Regions from separate parts of the Mus musculus genome. Here region 2 is linked to region 1. The links are chromatin loops, found by intact Hi-C in ENCODE. Cell type or tissue: heart. All regions are shown on one strand.

What was found. A loop is a pair of places that touch in the nucleus more often than their neighbours do. Peaks named below come from ENCODE experiments on the same cell type or tissue, not always from the same donor. Only the 100,000 strongest peaks of a DNase experiment are listed, where the experiment ranks them.
Region 2: a loop joins it to region 1, with 5 times the contacts of the local background. A loop is called at or near these places in 11 of 42 quality-filtered maps.

Annotation. Positions count from the first base shown.
Region 1 is chr5:134,962,399-134,970,398 of GRCm38, forward strand. No RefSeq gene overlaps it. Among named protein-coding and RNA genes, the nearest start is that of Cldn4, 19 kb to the left of the region's middle. In heart, CTCF peaks have their summits at 1,462 (motif pointing left), 3,316 (motif pointing left) and 4,006; DNase peaks (open chromatin) are centred at 1,353, 3,293, 3,629 and 4,093; H3K4me3 peaks cover 1,242 bases; H3K27ac peaks cover 325 bases; H3K27me3 peaks cover 2,264 bases.
Region 2 is chr5:134,743,670-134,751,669 of GRCm38, forward strand. It overlaps Eln (elastin), which reads right to left and starts at 3,654. Exons shown (of 37, transcript NM_007925.4): 1 at 3,488-3,654. The coding sequence starts at 3,572. It overlaps Gm30003 (a long non-coding RNA gene), which reads left to right and starts at 2,043. Exons shown (of 4, transcript XR_868587.3): 1 at 2,043-3,639. In heart, a CTCF peak has its summit at 4,757 (motif pointing right); DNase peaks (open chromatin) are centred at 2,332, 3,472, 4,002, 4,672 and 3 weaker places; H3K4me3 peaks cover 1,230 bases; H3K27ac peaks cover 1,398 bases; H3K27me3 peaks cover 2,083 bases.

The sequences.
Region 1 (8,000 bases):
GAGGGGCTGGGGGCATGGCTCAGTGGTAGAGCCCCTGCCTAGAATCCTCTAGTGAGGGGCTGGGCCCGTGGCTCAGTGGTAGAGCCCCTGCCTAGAATCCCCCAGGGAGGGGCTGGGGGCGTGGCTCAGTGGTAGAGCACCTGCCTAGCTTTTGCAAAACTCTGTTTCTCTCCTTAACAATAAAAGGGAGAAGGAGAAAGACACCAGAACACAGTAGAGGCACATAGGAGGACTTTACTGATATCCCGTGTTCTCAGATGGCTACAGCCTCCTCTTGCTTGTTCCCTTCCTAGTGGAAAAATCTCCCCCTCATCGGTCCTGTTGGCACTCTTCCTCCCCAGTGCTGGGATTGTTGGCCTGGCCACCACGCTCCAGCTCATTTGATTTTCTTTTTTCTTTTCTTTTCTTTTTGTTTTTTTTGTTTGTTTTGCAATCCTAGGGATTACATTTAGGAGCTTTAGTACAGAAGGAAAGTGTTCTACTACTGAGCTACACCCGGTATTGTAAGTAGTTTATACTGGAAAGTTGTCATTTATTATTTGAGCTCGCTTAGAAGCTGGCTCTGAGCTGGACACAGTGGTTCATAGCTTTAAACCCAGAACTCTGGGGGCGGTGGCAGGGGGGGGGGCGGTGGTGGCGCACGCCTTTAATCCCAGCACTTGGGAGGCAGAGGCAGGCGGATTTCTGAGTTCAAGGCCAGCCTGTTCTACAAAGTGAGTTCTAGGACAGCCAGGGCTATACAGAGAAACCCTGTCTCGGAAAAACAAAACAAAACAAACAAACAAACAAACAGAACTCTGAAGGCAGAGGCAAATGAATCTCTACGAGTTCGAGGTCGACCTGGTCTAAAAGGTAAGCTCAGGACCTTTTCTCAAGCAGCAGCAACAATTTGAAGCTGCCTCTACCAGCAGGCCAACCTACCACTTTTTTGGAGGAGGGATGAGGGAGTTGGAGACAGGGTTTCTCTGTGTAGACCAGGCTGGCCTCAAACTCAGAAATCTGCGGGTCTCTTCCTCCCAAGTGCTGGGATTAAAGGCGTGTGCTATCGCCACGGGACTAGCCCTCACTTTGGACTAAAACAAGTTTATGTCAAGTGGCCTCCAATGTCTGTGCCTTGCCCCTGTCTATCGCTGCCCCTTTAGGGAGAGGGAACAATAGCTAATCATCCCCCAAAGTTGAAACCCAGTATCTTTAACAATGGCTGGAAAGGAAACATTGTTGCCAATGGTTATCCCAAGGTATGAAAAATGCTACAGTGGGAGAGAGAGAAACCTCAAGCTCGGCCCCAGGGGAACTCCAGCTCACTGCCTCAAGCCTCCCTGTCAGTTTCTGCAGAATGCTGTGACTTCCTGATGACGTCACCCCTTTGGGCTGCTAATTTCTTTTTACTTGGAAGTGTTCTCTCCCCGCCCGCCCCCTCCTGCCTACTCAGGGAAATATTGCACTCTGGCTGGGCCTCTAAGGTATCCGGAACTTCAGTTGACTGCCTCAAAGGGACATCCCTGGATTTCTGATGGATGTTTGTAAGCCTCCAGGTTTAATTCTGTTTCGCTACCACACTCCCCGTTAAACATGCCCAATCCCAATGCTTAGAACATTTTATTTTTAAGATTTACTTTATATATATATATGAGTACACTGTCTCTGTCTTCATACACACCAGAAGAGGGCATTAGATCCCATTACAGATGGTTGTGAGCCACCATGTGGTTGCTGGGATTTGAATTCAGGACCTTCGGAAGAGCAGTCGGTCCTCTTAACCGCTGAGCCATCTCTCCAGCCCTGAATATTTTTTATTTTATATGAGTGAGTGTTTTGCCTGCATGCATGTCTAGGCACCAAGAGTATACAACACCTGCGGAAGATGGTGTTGCTGGGCTAGGGAATTTCTAGTAAAGTAGAAATACAAGGCCCCAAGGAAAGACCTCAGGGGACTGAAGACATGGCTCAGCAGTTAAGACCACACAGTGCTCTTACAGGGGACCTGAATTTGTTCCCAGCACTCATGTCAGACAGCTTACAACCACCTGCAATTTGAGCTTTAGGGAATCCAATGATCTTGTCTCATCTCTGTAGGTCCTGCACCCACCCTCGGACACACAAATGTACATACATTTTAAAAACTGAGCCAGGCGGTGGTGGCACATACCTTTAGTCCCAGCAATCGAGAGGCAGAAGCAGACCAAGCTCTGGGAATTAGAGACCAGCCTGGTCTCCGTAGTGAGATCCAGGATAGCCAGAGCTATGTAATAAGATGGGTCTTATAAATAGATGAATGGATGGATAGATAGATAGATAGATAGATAGATAGATAGATAGAGGGGCCATAGAAATGGTTTAGTGATTAAGAGCACCAGATACTCTTTCAGAAAACTTGGGTTCAAGTGTCAGCACCCACATGGAGGCTCACAATTCTGTTTAACTCCAGTTGCAAGGGATCTAGTGCCCTCTTCTGTCCTCCAAGGGCCCTTGGCACACACCACCTGGTGCAAGACATAAATGCAAGCAAAGAGGCAGAGGGATTTCTCAGTTAGAGGCCAGCCTGGTCTACAAAGTGAGTTCCAGGACAGCCAGGGCTATACAGAGAAACCCTGTCTTGAAAAACCAATAAATACATACATACATACATACATACATACATACATACATACATACATAAATGCAAGCAAAACATCTATACCTATAAAATTGAAAATACAACAAAAGTACATTTAAATGTAGGTTATGTCTTTTAAAAATAGGGATGGAACTGGGCAGTGATCACACATGCCTTTAATCCCCACACTCAGGAGACAGGTGGATATCTGAGTTTAAGGACAGCCTGGTCTACAGAGTGAGTTCTCAGACAGCCAAGGCTACACAGAGAAATGTCTCAAAAAGGGGCAAGGCAGGTATTGGGATATGCCTCAGCAATAGAATGCCTACCTAGCTCTCATGAGACCCTTGCTTTAGTCACCACTACCACCAAACAAATAAAAAATTTTGAGACAGCATCTCACTATTTAGACCTGGATGATCTGGAACTCACTATGTAGACCAAACTGGACTTGAACTCTTAGAGACCCAGAGTCAGGGTGTGTGTGGTGGTGGTGGGATGGCGGGGCTTTAAAGGTGTGTGCCACTACTCCAGGCAAATTTAAAATCTTAAAACAAAGAAACTCCAGTCGGGGCATCACTACCTCCTGTCCCAGGCCACTCTTTTCACATCAGCCTCAACTCTCTGTCCAGCAGCAATCTCTAGCTCCGCGGCTAGATTAGCCCTGAGCCTGCAATAGCTCTTGCTAGCGTCGCCCTCTTCTGTTTGCTAGTGGGAACTGCATCCATAAAGTGTCCAACAAGGTTTGATAGAAAATTTGAAAATCTCAAACAACACTGGAAGGAGAGGCACCGGGCGTTAGAACAGGTTGCTAAGGCACCTACAAATTGACTGCGCATGTAGAGAACTACGGGTGGGTTTCTTTTTACATTTGCAAAATATTAACAGTTGTGGAATACTGGAGATCTGAATCTGTCCTGCCCCGGGTTCGCGCTGACCGGCAGGATAACTAGACGAGGTCCAGTGCACCTTAGGAGCCTGCGGAGAGAGCAGCAAGTGTAGCCGAGTTGTGACATAGTCTGAGAAGGCCACTCTGGGGCAGGAGTATGAGGTCCCAGGAGACTGAATGGCAAGAAGGGCCTGTCCATTCCTGGTGGGGAGCTGTGGACCTAGGCTCAAGAACACCCCTTAGTGGAGGTGAGCGTTCCTGCAGCTTGGCCCACTTGCGCGCGCGCGAGCGCGCGTGCGTGTGTGTGTGTGTGTGTGTGTGTGTGTGTGTGTGTGTGTGTGTGGTGTGCATGCCATGACACGCATGTAGAGGTCAGAAAACAACCTACTGCAGTTTTCTTCTTTCACCTTGTGATTTCTGGGAACTGAACCCGGTCTTAGCTGCAAGCCCCTTCACGTGCGGAGGCACTTCACTGCTCCCCGGCACACAACGACACCACCTCTGCTTGGTCTTGTGGAAATACTGCCACCCTGAGGACCTAGCTTCAAAGAGTCCTCCCAGGCCGGTCCTGATGTAGTCTGTCTGAGGATAAGTGTGCGCCTTAGTGGCGGAAAGGAAAGAGGAACTGTTTGAGCCACTAGGAGGGCTGTAAAATTACGTATCGGCCCAGCAGCTCCACCCCTTAAAAGACGGAGACCCTGCCCACATGCTGGAGATGGATGGAGAGCCCCACCTATAGATTCACTTCAGGACCCGAAGCTCCGCCCACACTCTCACCTTTGCCTCATCTAGACACTAGATGGCCTTGCCAACATTCTCCTAATGGATTTGATAGGCCTGCTTGCAATATTGTCAAAAACATGGCTTACTTACATACAGGGAAACTCCGCCCACAGGGATACTTTGGCATGGATGGCCCCGCCCACATGCTCACCTAGGAAAAGCCACTGAAAGCAAACTGGGCCAGCTAACCTTACTCTGAAACACCAGCACCCATAAAGTTCTTGACTACAGTTCCTGAAGATGTGAAGTCCACGTTCTGACCTCTGCCAGCACACCAGGCACGCACGCTATGCACATCACATATATACAGGCAACACTCACATAAATGAAACCAAATTAATCTTTTAAAAAAGGGAGAAAACCCTGGCCTCACACGAGGCCCATTCACCAAGCCCCCTGCTTCTTCACCCCTTCAAGCCATCTCCCCGAAATTCCCCAGGGAGAATGAAAGCTCCGCAGCGAAAGAGACTGCGATTTCGCTAGGGGAAAAAGGAGCCCAGGGGGACGAAGAAGGGGGTTAGAGTGGGCCAAGGAATTCAGGGATCTAGTCTGGGACCAGGACGTTCCCTTGACTAGGCAACCAGGCAGCCCCCAGGCTGGGTTACACTGGATCTGGCCGAGACCGGAAGAAAGATCTCTTGGGCAGGGCCTGTTTACGACTTAGTGAAACCTAGCCCTGGGGAGAGAGAAGTTTCTCCCGAGGGGGAGGGGGAGGCAGGTGTGACTCACCCCTCCCTCACCTGATCTATGACACCTAAGAGCCTACCTGGGAATTACCCCAGAGTAGCGCACCAACCAGGTTTGACTGAGAGAAAAACCGATTCCACCCTGACCTGGCCGCTCTCACCTCGCACCTTCCCAATGTACCCCCCCACGGGAGAGTCAGGTCACACCCAGAACTATGGACTTTCTGGGTGAGAATACAACACCCTGTCACGCAAGAACAAGGCCCATCTGCTTTAGACTCAGTTTGCACAGGGCACAAGCAGGAGGAAGGCAACATACAGTAGGCACACGCAGTGTAAGCACACAGTGGGGCAGGCAGCATGCAGGAGGTTCAGTATTCAGAAGACACGCGCAAGGGTCAGGGAATGTGCAGGAAGTGCAAGGGTCAGGGAATGTGCAGGAAGTGCAATCGGCGGGAGGTCTAGGTGCTCACTACCCTGCTGTAAAGGACAGACACCAGGAAACTTAACAAAAACCCGGCTTCCACACTAGGCCCACTCACTAACTCACGCCCGTCTGCCCCAACCTGTTTTACTTCTCAAATAGCCCTAAGAGGTCCAGGAAGCTGGAAGGAGAAACCTGAGCCCTAGGGCAGCAGAGAGAGAGGGAACCATCAACTGATTAGAGCCAGGTAGACCCTCTCCAAGAACCCTAAGAGGAAAGCCACGGCCGACCGCAGAAGTCTCCGTGACACCCGTGATAATCCAGAGGGTGAAATATCACACGATGCCCCTGGATCTGCCCTCGGGCTTTGCCCTTTGCTGATGGTTGGGGTCCTTTGAGTTTTGTTGCCGGTTTAGTTTGGTTTGGGTTTTTTCATGGCAGGTGTGTAACCCTGGCCATCCTGGAACTTGCTCTGTAGACCAGGCTGGCCTCAAACTTAGAGACTGGCCTGTCTCTGCTGGGATTAAAAAACTAAGTCACCACTGCCCAGCCGTTTGTTGTTTGTTTGTTTGTTTGTTTGTTTGTTAATGCTGGGGTTTGAACCCTGAACCCAGAGCTTCTCACCTGTTGGCCAAGAGCTCTAACTCTCAGCTCCACTCCAGCAACGTGCACAACTTGTGTGTGTGTGTGTGGTCAGATTCAAAAGTAATAATAAAAAATAAGAATCAGCCAAGCTTAATGGCACACACCTTTGATCCCAGCACTTGGGAGGTGGATCTCTGTGCTCCTAAGCCAGTGTGGTCTACATAGAGTGTTCCAAGACAGCCAGGGCTATGTAGAGAGGCTCTGCTTCAAAAACCAAACCAAACCAAAATGGAATAGTAAAAATGAAGGGGGCTAAGGATGTGTCTGCACACAGGAGACCCTGGCTCTCACTCCCAGCAGTGCTGACTGTGGTGTGGCACACCTGCAATCCCAGCAGCCAACAGATAGGGTCAAGAGGATTAGAACTCCAGATTGCGCCAGGCAGAGGTGGTAGTTGATGTGATTTTTATAAAATTCGGTATGATATGGCGGGAGGGGTGCCTTAGTGGGCCAGTGATGAGGCATTCCCCTGAGGTCAGCCCTAGGATAGGTCTAGTATAAAAGGAAGTTTATTTGGGACCTGGGAAGGGGGTCTGGAAGAGGGAGTAGAGGCAGAGAAAGAAAGGGACAGAGAAGGACAGAAAGAGAGAGGAGAGAGAGAGAAGGGAAGAGGCTGGCCAGGAACATATGGGGGGAGAGAAAAGAAAAAGATAGGGAGGGAGAGGGGAAGAGAAAGAGAGGAACAAGAGAGAGAGAGAGAGAGAGAGAGAGGGAGAGAGAGGGAGAGAGAGAGAGAGAGAGAGAGAGAGAGAGAAAAGGAAGCCCAAACAGTCCTTATAGTCCTTATACACCTGTCTCTTACCTGGCCATTGCTAGGTAACTGTTGGGTGGAGCCTAGAGGAAATGCTAACAGTGGTGGTGCTGGTGGCGCCCATCTTTCATCCCAGCACTCAGGAGCAGGTAGATCTCTGAATTTGAGGCCTGCCTGGTCTACAGAGCAAGTACTAGGCTGTCCCTAGGACAGCCAGGGCTACACAGAGAAATGCTGTCTTGAAACACAACAACACAAAGAAGTTCCAGGTTCATAGCTAGTTTGAGACAGGGCCTCAGTGCTGCCCAGGCTGGCCTCTAACTCACTGCACTGCTAAGTATGACCTTGATGTCCTTATGTCTGATCCTGCCTCCTAAGTGCTGGGGTTACACGCTTGCTCCATGCTAGCACAGGTCATTTTCTTTGAGCATCTGCCTATCCAGCTGCAAATTAAGGCTCTCTTTGTCTTCTCCTATTTGTTTGTTCACCTCTGGAAGCTGTTCCTAGTTCTCAGAAAGACAATAACAACATTTACTAGCTTTTGATAAAGAATATTACACAGGTACAGGTGTAATGGCTCACGCCTATAATCACCAGCTACTTGGGAAGACGAGCCAGGGAGATCAAAAGTTCAAGGCTTATCTGGGAGACGTAGTCAGGTCCTGTCTCCAAATGAAAAACTCTAAAGGGTTAGGAATATAGGCTAGTGGTAGAGCGTTTGTCTAGCATGCAAGGGGCCTAGACTCAACCGTTATTTTTTTCTTGAGACTGGTGAGGGTCTCACATAGTCCTGGCTGACCTCAAACCCATTATGTAAACTGGAACTCTATTTAGATTTGGCTTGCTTGCTTCGAGACAGGGTTTCTCTGTGTAGCCCTGGCTGTCCTAGAACTCACTCTGTAGACCAGGCTGGCCTCGAACTCAGAAATCTGCCTGCCTCTGCCTCCCAAGTGCTGGGATTAAAGGCGTGCGCCACCACACCAGGCTTCATTTAGATTTTTTTAATTATTTTACTTTACATATAAATATGCACCAAGTACATACATATCTGTTAGATCCCCCGAAACTGGGTTAAGCACCAAGTACATACATGTCTGTTAGATTCCCCCGAAACTGGGTTAAAGATGGTTGTGAACTATCTTGTAGATGCTGGAAATCGAACCTGGGTCCCACAAATCCTTTTTTTTTCCCAAAGATTTATTTATTTATTAAATGTAAGTACACTG
Region 2 (8,000 bases), 220 kb before region 1:
AGAGGTTGGGCACACAGCTCAGAGGTAGAAGACTTGCCTAGTATACCCCAAGGCCATAGGTTCAGTCCCCAGCACCACAAATAAACAATAATAAATAAGGAACAAAACCTTAGAAAAACCAAAAATAGGAACGAATTCCAAGGGCTCTCAGCTCCCTGGCAAATTGCAAGAGAGTCTGTCACTTTACAATTTCCACGTCCCATGGTCATCTCAGTGGATATATTTTATATTACGTTATCATATTACATTATCATCTCAGCAGCAGCTGCTATCAAGTGGCCACTGCTCCCCTTGTCCCCAAACGCCGCTGATTCTTAGGGGGCTGGGCCCTAAGAAGTAGGAATGTTTCTTTCTTCTTGCAGGCCAAGGAAACCTAGAGTCAGCCCGATGAAGCGCCTTAGCATGGTATCTACATTTGACCTCGGATTTGCTGCCAGGAGGTTCAAAGATCACAGGGAGCGCGGGGCCAAGCGAGAGTCCAGTGGGGCAGCCTGGATTGAGCAGATAAAGCCTCACCGAGCTGTTTGTTTCGTGCACAGAGCAGGCTGCCAGGCACTTTTCAAAAGCTACCCGTGCTCCCGTGGGTGGGCGGACTGTTCCTTGCTCCAACAAGACACACAGAGCTGGATCAAGGGACTAACTCTTTGGCTGTGCATCAGAGGCACCTGGGGAGCTGTTAAAACCCAACTCCCTCAGTCAAGAGCCTCCGCAGATCAAATAAAGGAAGAGCTCGTGGGTCACAGCATTGACCCAGGCGACCGGCATGTTCATCGGGGTTGAAATCTGCTGAGATAAACCTTCAGGGAATAAATGACAGGAGGGATATTAAAAACATGTCTGGTGTCAGGGAGAGCATTGAACTTAGTTTTATGTCTAATGTGCCCCTCCCTCAACACACACTTTTTTGAAGAAGGAGTTTCATGTAGCCCAGGCTAGCCTACAATTCACTACATAGATGATGGCCTTAAACTCCCAATCCTCCTGTCTCTACATCTCCAAAATGCTAAAACAGGCAACAGACAGGCATGCTACCATGCCTGATTTTCTTTTTCTTCTGGTGACCTTTTACTTTCTTTTGGGTTGGGGGTGGGTGGGTAGGGTCTTACTACATAGCAGAGGCTGCCTTGGAACTTACTCTGTAGCACAGTTTCTGGGCCACCATACCTGGCTCATACAACCCTTTTAGCATAGAGGCTGAAGCAAGCCAGTATTCAAAGGAAATGCTATTACTACCTCCGTCAGTGACAAGGGATCACTAGGATCAGACAGGTGGGGGACTAGGTATATGTGACCAGTGGCCAACTCCTCCCAGGACTCTGACCTCTTTGGACTTCAGTGGAGTCTGAACAGATCCTGAAAGGCATCAATTCACATGCCTCTTACTTGAACCCGGTGACTCTGACCACCTGGGACAGAGTTTAGGTTTCTCGTCATAGGGAATAATGGCAACTGAATATGGAGTGATATCACCCAGGCTGCAAGGGAGGAGGGATTGTTCTGTCCTTAAAGGAAGACTCCGCCCCAGGGCTGTATCTTCCTAATATTCCCTGGCACCTCCCCCCAGGGCAGAAAGCTAGTTGATATTAGCTTCCAGGGACAGCTTTAGCCTATCCCAGACTCTAATTCTGTACCTTTCAAGAACTGGGTTATGTAGCCTAGGCTAGCCTTGAACTCCCTATACAGTTAAGCATGACCTTGAACTCCTAACTTTTCTGCTTCCTCCTCCTGAGAGCTGGGACCACAGGCATGAGCCACCACCTCTGGTTTAATGTGGTGCTGGGGATAGAATGCAGAGCTCCGAGTGTGCAAATGAGAACTCTCCTAGGCGAGCCACGCCTCTAGCCTGCTTGTAGATGATACTGAGACAAGATCTCACTATAGCTCAGGCTGCCCTCGACTCGATAGCATCCTGTGTCAGGTGTGGTTTTTCATGCCTAACTTCAGCTTCCCTATTTGTAAAGATAAACAGTTTCTTTATGATGAACTAGTATAACCATCCAGGGAGAAGGGTGGGCAAATGTTACGAGACCACATCTGGGGCAGGAGGGTCAGGTGACCCAGAGACACTGCTCTTTAATGGGTCCTCCCGTTGGTACCCACAAACCTCAGTCTCGTTCCAGCCCTGGAACTCTTGTTCTACAGTGGGCTCCTAGCCCCCAGCAAGTAAGTCTCATGGGACAGATGCTGTTCTTATTCAGTCTCTGACCACAGCCCTGTCCAACCCCGCCCTGTAGCCTCCTGTCCCCAGTCCAAGTTCAGGTTCCCACAACAATGAGGTCTCTTAGGGAAACCAGACCCCAGCAGATGGTTCATAGGTTCACACCTCTTTCCCCACAGCTGGATGCACCTTTCATCTGGGAGCAGACTCCTTCCTCCCCATAACCCAACATGCCCGGTCAGGATACATATCAGATGACCAAAAGGATACCTTGAGGCTCAGCCTCTGATACCAGCCATGTCCTGATTGCCAGGAGATGGGCACTTTCCCCAGCTCACGCTCTGGCCTGTATTCCATCTCAGCAAACCCTCATACAGGCATGGACTCGCTCACGCTCACACACACACAGTGACGTCCTACACCTGGGCACCAGACGTCTTTAGGACATTTTTTTTTTAAGACAGCCTGATAGAACCCAAATGGCTCACTAGGTAGCCAATGATGTCTTGAATTCCTGATCCTCCGATGACCACCACACAGGTATGTGTCACCACGCCCACCTAGTTTACTCAGAGCTTTGAGAATGTTTAGCATGCCTTCCATCAACAGGGACGTCCTCAACCCTCCTGGTTGCTCTTGAGACGGGGTCTGGTTGGCTTTGAACTTACATGTTGGGGGTCACAGGTGTGGCTCACCACGCCCAGCTGGGTGTTGGACTTTGGCAGATCCCATCACACAACTTCACGGTTTGCCTCCCTGTACCTCCATCTGTCTAGGAACGGACTTGTGAACAGACCTTCATACCATCCCAGACACATTTCCTTCAGGGACATGCTTGGCTAGAACCTCACACTGACACCTGTGCAACATAGTATGAAACACACACGGGCGCATACACACACACACACACACACACACACACACACACACACACACACACAGAATCCGAACATCTCCAAGCAAAGACAAACCAGGATTGTCTCTCCCCAGGCTGGTATGTACACAGGTGTGCACAGGTATGCAAACTGCCACCACCACTGGAAAGTACTCAGGTGACTCAGAGGACCCCTTCGAGCTTGGACAGGAGGTAGGGACCATCCTGACTGGCGGGAGTGTAGCTTTGACAGGACCCCTAACACGGAGCTGGCTCCCAAGAGGAGACAGTTCCCAGAACCCTCCCTGTCTCGAGGAGGGGGGATCTGGAGCTGAAGGGCTCATCCATCTCCGGGATTCCCCATCAGTCTTGCCACCTGGCCGGCAGGGTCCCGCAGATTGTGGACAGCGTGGGACCAGCGAGGGGCAGCGTGGGACCGGCGAGGGGCCCCTTACCTCCAGGCTGCGCGGGATGGAGGAGGTTGAGCAAGAGGATCAGCAAGACGCCAGGCTGCGGGACTACCGCTGTCAGACCCGCCATCTCGGGGAGGACTGCCCCAGCCTGCTCTCAGCGCCTCGTTTTATCCCCAAAGCGTAATTGCTGCCTGGTAGGCTGCTGTGAGGGAAGGAGGGAGGGAGAGAGGGCGGGTGAGAGGAGGGCGGGAGGAGGGGGAGCTGGGGGAGGGGGCCGCGGGGGAGGGGGCAATTACGAAAGGCCAGACTTGCAAGCCTCCTAGGCTGAATCTGCCTCGACTATGGGTCTATTTTCCTGCACACACACACACACACACACACACACACACACACACACACACACACTGACGCGCGCGTGCTCTGCCCCCCCCCCCCCCCATCGCTTTCCCGCTTTCCCTCTGTAGCTGTTTGCTTGCTCCTGGCCCTGTTCCCGCCAGAAAGTGCAAGGGGGGCCTTTGCCAGGACAGCCCTCTGGAGAGGAAGCAGGAGGGAGGGCCCAGGCAGCCCGGCCAAAAAATCCCAGCCCTAGCCAAGGCTGGAGTAGCCAGGCCCCCGCCCCTCTGCCTGGGCCCCAGGCCCAGTGTGGGGACACAGGCCAGCTGTCCCGCGCCTCAGCTCCCACCCTGGTCCTGCAGACACCCCAACACCCCCAAGCCTGGCTAGAGACAGGCTTTACCCAAAACTGGGTTAGGTAGGTTGATGGGGCTAAGGGAGTCTGCCTATAGAGTTCAAGGTCTGCGAGCAGAATTGTCTGGGAGAGAGAATAGGATAGACATGGTACCGTGGGGGCATTTTAGGAACAGATTAGAGACCTTGACATACGATCTAGTTCATCATGGTTGAGACAGGTCTTAGCCATCTGTTTGAAGCCTGGGAAAGGGTGTTGGATCTATGGGTCTATGGTTGCAGAGACCAAGGGGCTGAGGTCAGGCGAGTGGCTTGGGAGTGAGAGCCATGTATTTAGTGTCTCCCTAGGGCTCAAAGATGATCCTTGCATAAGGTGTTGGTTGGTTCTGTAAGGGCCACGAGCACAGCTTTGCACCGCCCCTGAGCAAGGCACAGTGTCCAACAGAGGTCATACTGGGTCTTAGGTGCCTGGTAGGGAACATGGAGGTGGGAGCTCTGTGCAGGTGACTATTAACTCAGTATTCTCCTTCTTGCTTGTTCACCACCTGTCCAATGCTCTCACTTGCATCTGGAAACTGATTCTCTTGGAGGCTCTGGGAAGGCTTGATGATGCTATTCCTCTACTGGCCAGAAGGGGGCAGCCTATGCTGAACCAGCAGAGAGCCCTCCAGGAAAGCTTGCGATCAGTGCCCTGGCCACCCTGTCCCTGAGCATATGGAGATCCTGTAAGGCTTTAAGGAATGTGAAGTGTAGGTCAGAGAAAGATTATGTCATTCTCAGACTCCTGAGTGTATGTGGAGTACTGTAGGACAGGAGAGGGAGATGGTTGCTTGCTGTATACAGGTCATAGTTGGTTAGAAGAAAAAGTCTAGGCCATAGGTCCTAGAGTCTTTCTCTTGTAGGGGGTGGTGCAGAGGGGTGAGTTAAAGATGTCTTATCAGATGTCTTATACAGTACAGGGCATAGAGGAGTCTGCAGAGATGACAGCATTGGCGGAGGTGGGGGTGGGAGATCAAAGGCAGGTGGCTTAGGTGGACCTGGGCTAATTTTTGGTTCTCTTGTCTTGGTGCTCTTGTGTTTCTTCTTCTTCTTCTTCTTCTTCTTCTTCTTCTTCTTCTTCTTCTTCTTCTTCTTCTTCTTCTTCTTCTTCTTCTTCTTCTTCTTCTTCTTCTTCTTCTTCTTCTTCTTCTTCTTCTCCTCCTCCTCCTCCTCCTCCTCCTCCTCCTCCTCCTCCTTCTCCTTCTCCTTCTCCTTCTCCTTCTTCTTCTCCTCCTTCTCCTCCTCCTCCTCCTTCTCTTTCTCCTCCTCCTCCTTCTTCTTTTCTTCTCCTTCATTTCCTCCTCCTCCTCTTTTTCCTCTTCTCCCTCTCCTACTTTTCTTCCTCTTCCTCCTTCTCTCTTCTTTCTATCCTCCTTCATTTCCTCTCTCCTTCCTTCTATTTCTTCCCCATAATTCCCTTTACTCTTTCCTTTCTCCCCCTCCTATGTCTTCCTCTTCATTCTTCCCCCTTCCTTCCTTCCTTCCTTCCTTCCTTCCTTCCTTCCTTCCTTCCTTCCTTTCTTCCTTCCTTCCTGCCTTTCTCCTTCTGTCTCCTTTCCCCTCCCTTCTCTCTTTCCTTACTTCTTTTTCCCTCTCTCCCGTTCCTCTCTTCCTCCATTTCTTCCAAGATGCTCACAGTCTCACTATATAACCCAGGCTGGCCTTGAACCCCAGAGCCTCCTGACTCAGCCTCCTGAGCATTGGGATAATTGTGTACCTCTGTAGAGCTCGCTTGTCTCATCTGTTTGCTGATGCCAGCTATCCTTAACTAGGAAACTCAGCACAAAGACAAGGAAAGCTTGGGCACACGTTTCTACCCTGAGCCCAGAAGTGTTCTGTATCCATTTGGTACCAACAGTATCATGGCTGAAGCTAGGTCTACAATCTCTGCCCCCGTTTGTGGTGTAGCTGTCTGGCTCAACAGAGCCTCTACTGTGTCAGTCTGAGATCTTAGACAATTTCCCCCATCCCATGATCTACCACCCAAGACATCACCAGAATTTTGGAAAAGGGAGACATGATAGGAGGATCATCTCAGAGCTTGGCACGGCGCTTGTGCGGCGGGAGCAGGAGGTCGTAGTGTTCAGTTCCATTGTGTGTGTATGTGCCATGGCATGCATGTGGGGATCAGAGGAGCTTGCAGGAATGGGCTCACTGCTCCCTCCAAGCGGGTCCTGGGACTTGAACTCAGGTCATCAGGCTCTCCAGGAAGCTTCCTTTACTCCCTGAACCATCTTCATGACTGGAGGATAGAGTGATACCAGCCTGAGTTAAATAGCATGCTCCAGGTTAGCTTGGGCTGCTTTGCAATACCTGATCTTATAGAGCAAAAGACATGGGTATAGTGGTGCATTCTTGGAATCTCAGCACTTGGGAGGCAGAGGCAGAAGAAACAGAAGTCCAAAGTCATCTGTGTTACGTAGTGAATCTGAAGCCAGACTGGGCTCCATGAGACACACACACACACACACACACACACACACACACACACCTAAAAAAAAACCCAAACTAAAACATGAGGAGAAATTAAAATATGAGAGAGAGAGAGAGAGAGAGAACATAAACCATCTAGAAACGGCACAGCATGGGCATAGCTCTTATGTACTGTGTTGATTTTGGGGATACCCTGGGTAAACTGATTACGAGGTTCCCAAAGTCCCTAACTCAGCCCTTAATGGGGACAGAGACCATGACATGGGCACGGCTTGAGGCTCCAAGTCCTGGGTGGAGGGAAGCAGGGGTGCTGGTGGGGAGCTGGGCCCCTCTCCTCTTGGAGTAGTGACGCGGGCAGGAACTGGCTCGCAGACTTGCAAACCACAGTCTGCTTGGAGCTTTATTAATTCCAGGACTGGGAAAGAGGCTGGAGCCAGCAGGAGAGGTTTCCTGTGAGGATCCAGGAGAGGTATAGAGGGAAGACTTGCTGGAGCTGGAATAGGCCTCAGGCTGCTGGGCCAAGGACCTGCTTCGTGCCCCAGTTTTTGGTCTCTTGAACTCAGTGCGCTAGCTTGCCCCACATGTGCTACAAAGGCTCCACGCACCTACAAAGGGTACATGGCCCCAGATTCTCTGCACTGCTCATCCCCTCAAGTTAACACAACACATGCACTGATATGGCAAAGGCAAGGAATGCCAGTCATGGGCTGACATCCATTCATTAGCCAGTTGCTTGAACATTCCAGAAATCCAGCCGTCTTCAAGTGCTCGGCCACCTCTCTAGACAGCGTAGAAAGGATAAAATGAGCTTTTTTACAAAACTATTCTCAGAGCATGGCTGGGTGCCCTTGACCAAGATCACTGACAAACTCTGATGCCCGCTGGGTGCCCAGCTCGCTGTAGGCGGAGGGGCACCCAGGAGAGTCATTTGGGCAAAGTTGTGGTGGGATGCTGCTCTTCCCATGTCCCTCTAGCTGGAGGGGCAGAGTGTTCAGGTTCTATGTGGCTCTAAGAACATCAGTGATTTGTGCAGAGACCCTCAGTAGCCATTCAGGTAACTTTTAGCCCCTTTGTTTTGTTTCTTTCTTCTACAGTCCTGGGGATACATCTGGGGCTTTGCAGATACTGTACCACTGAGCCACACCCCCAGCCCCTCCCTGGGGGATTCTAGGCAGGGGCTCTACCACTGAGCCACGCCCCCAGCCCCTCCCTGGGGGATTCTAGGCAGGGGCTCTACCACTGAGCCACGCCCCCAGCCCCTCCCTGGGGGAATCTAGGCAGGGGCTCTACCACTGAGCCACGCCCCCAGCCCCTCCCTGGGAGAATCTAGGCTGATTCTTCACAACAGACCTACATCTTTAGCTTTTTAAAAAAAACTTTTATTTCAAGATAGAGT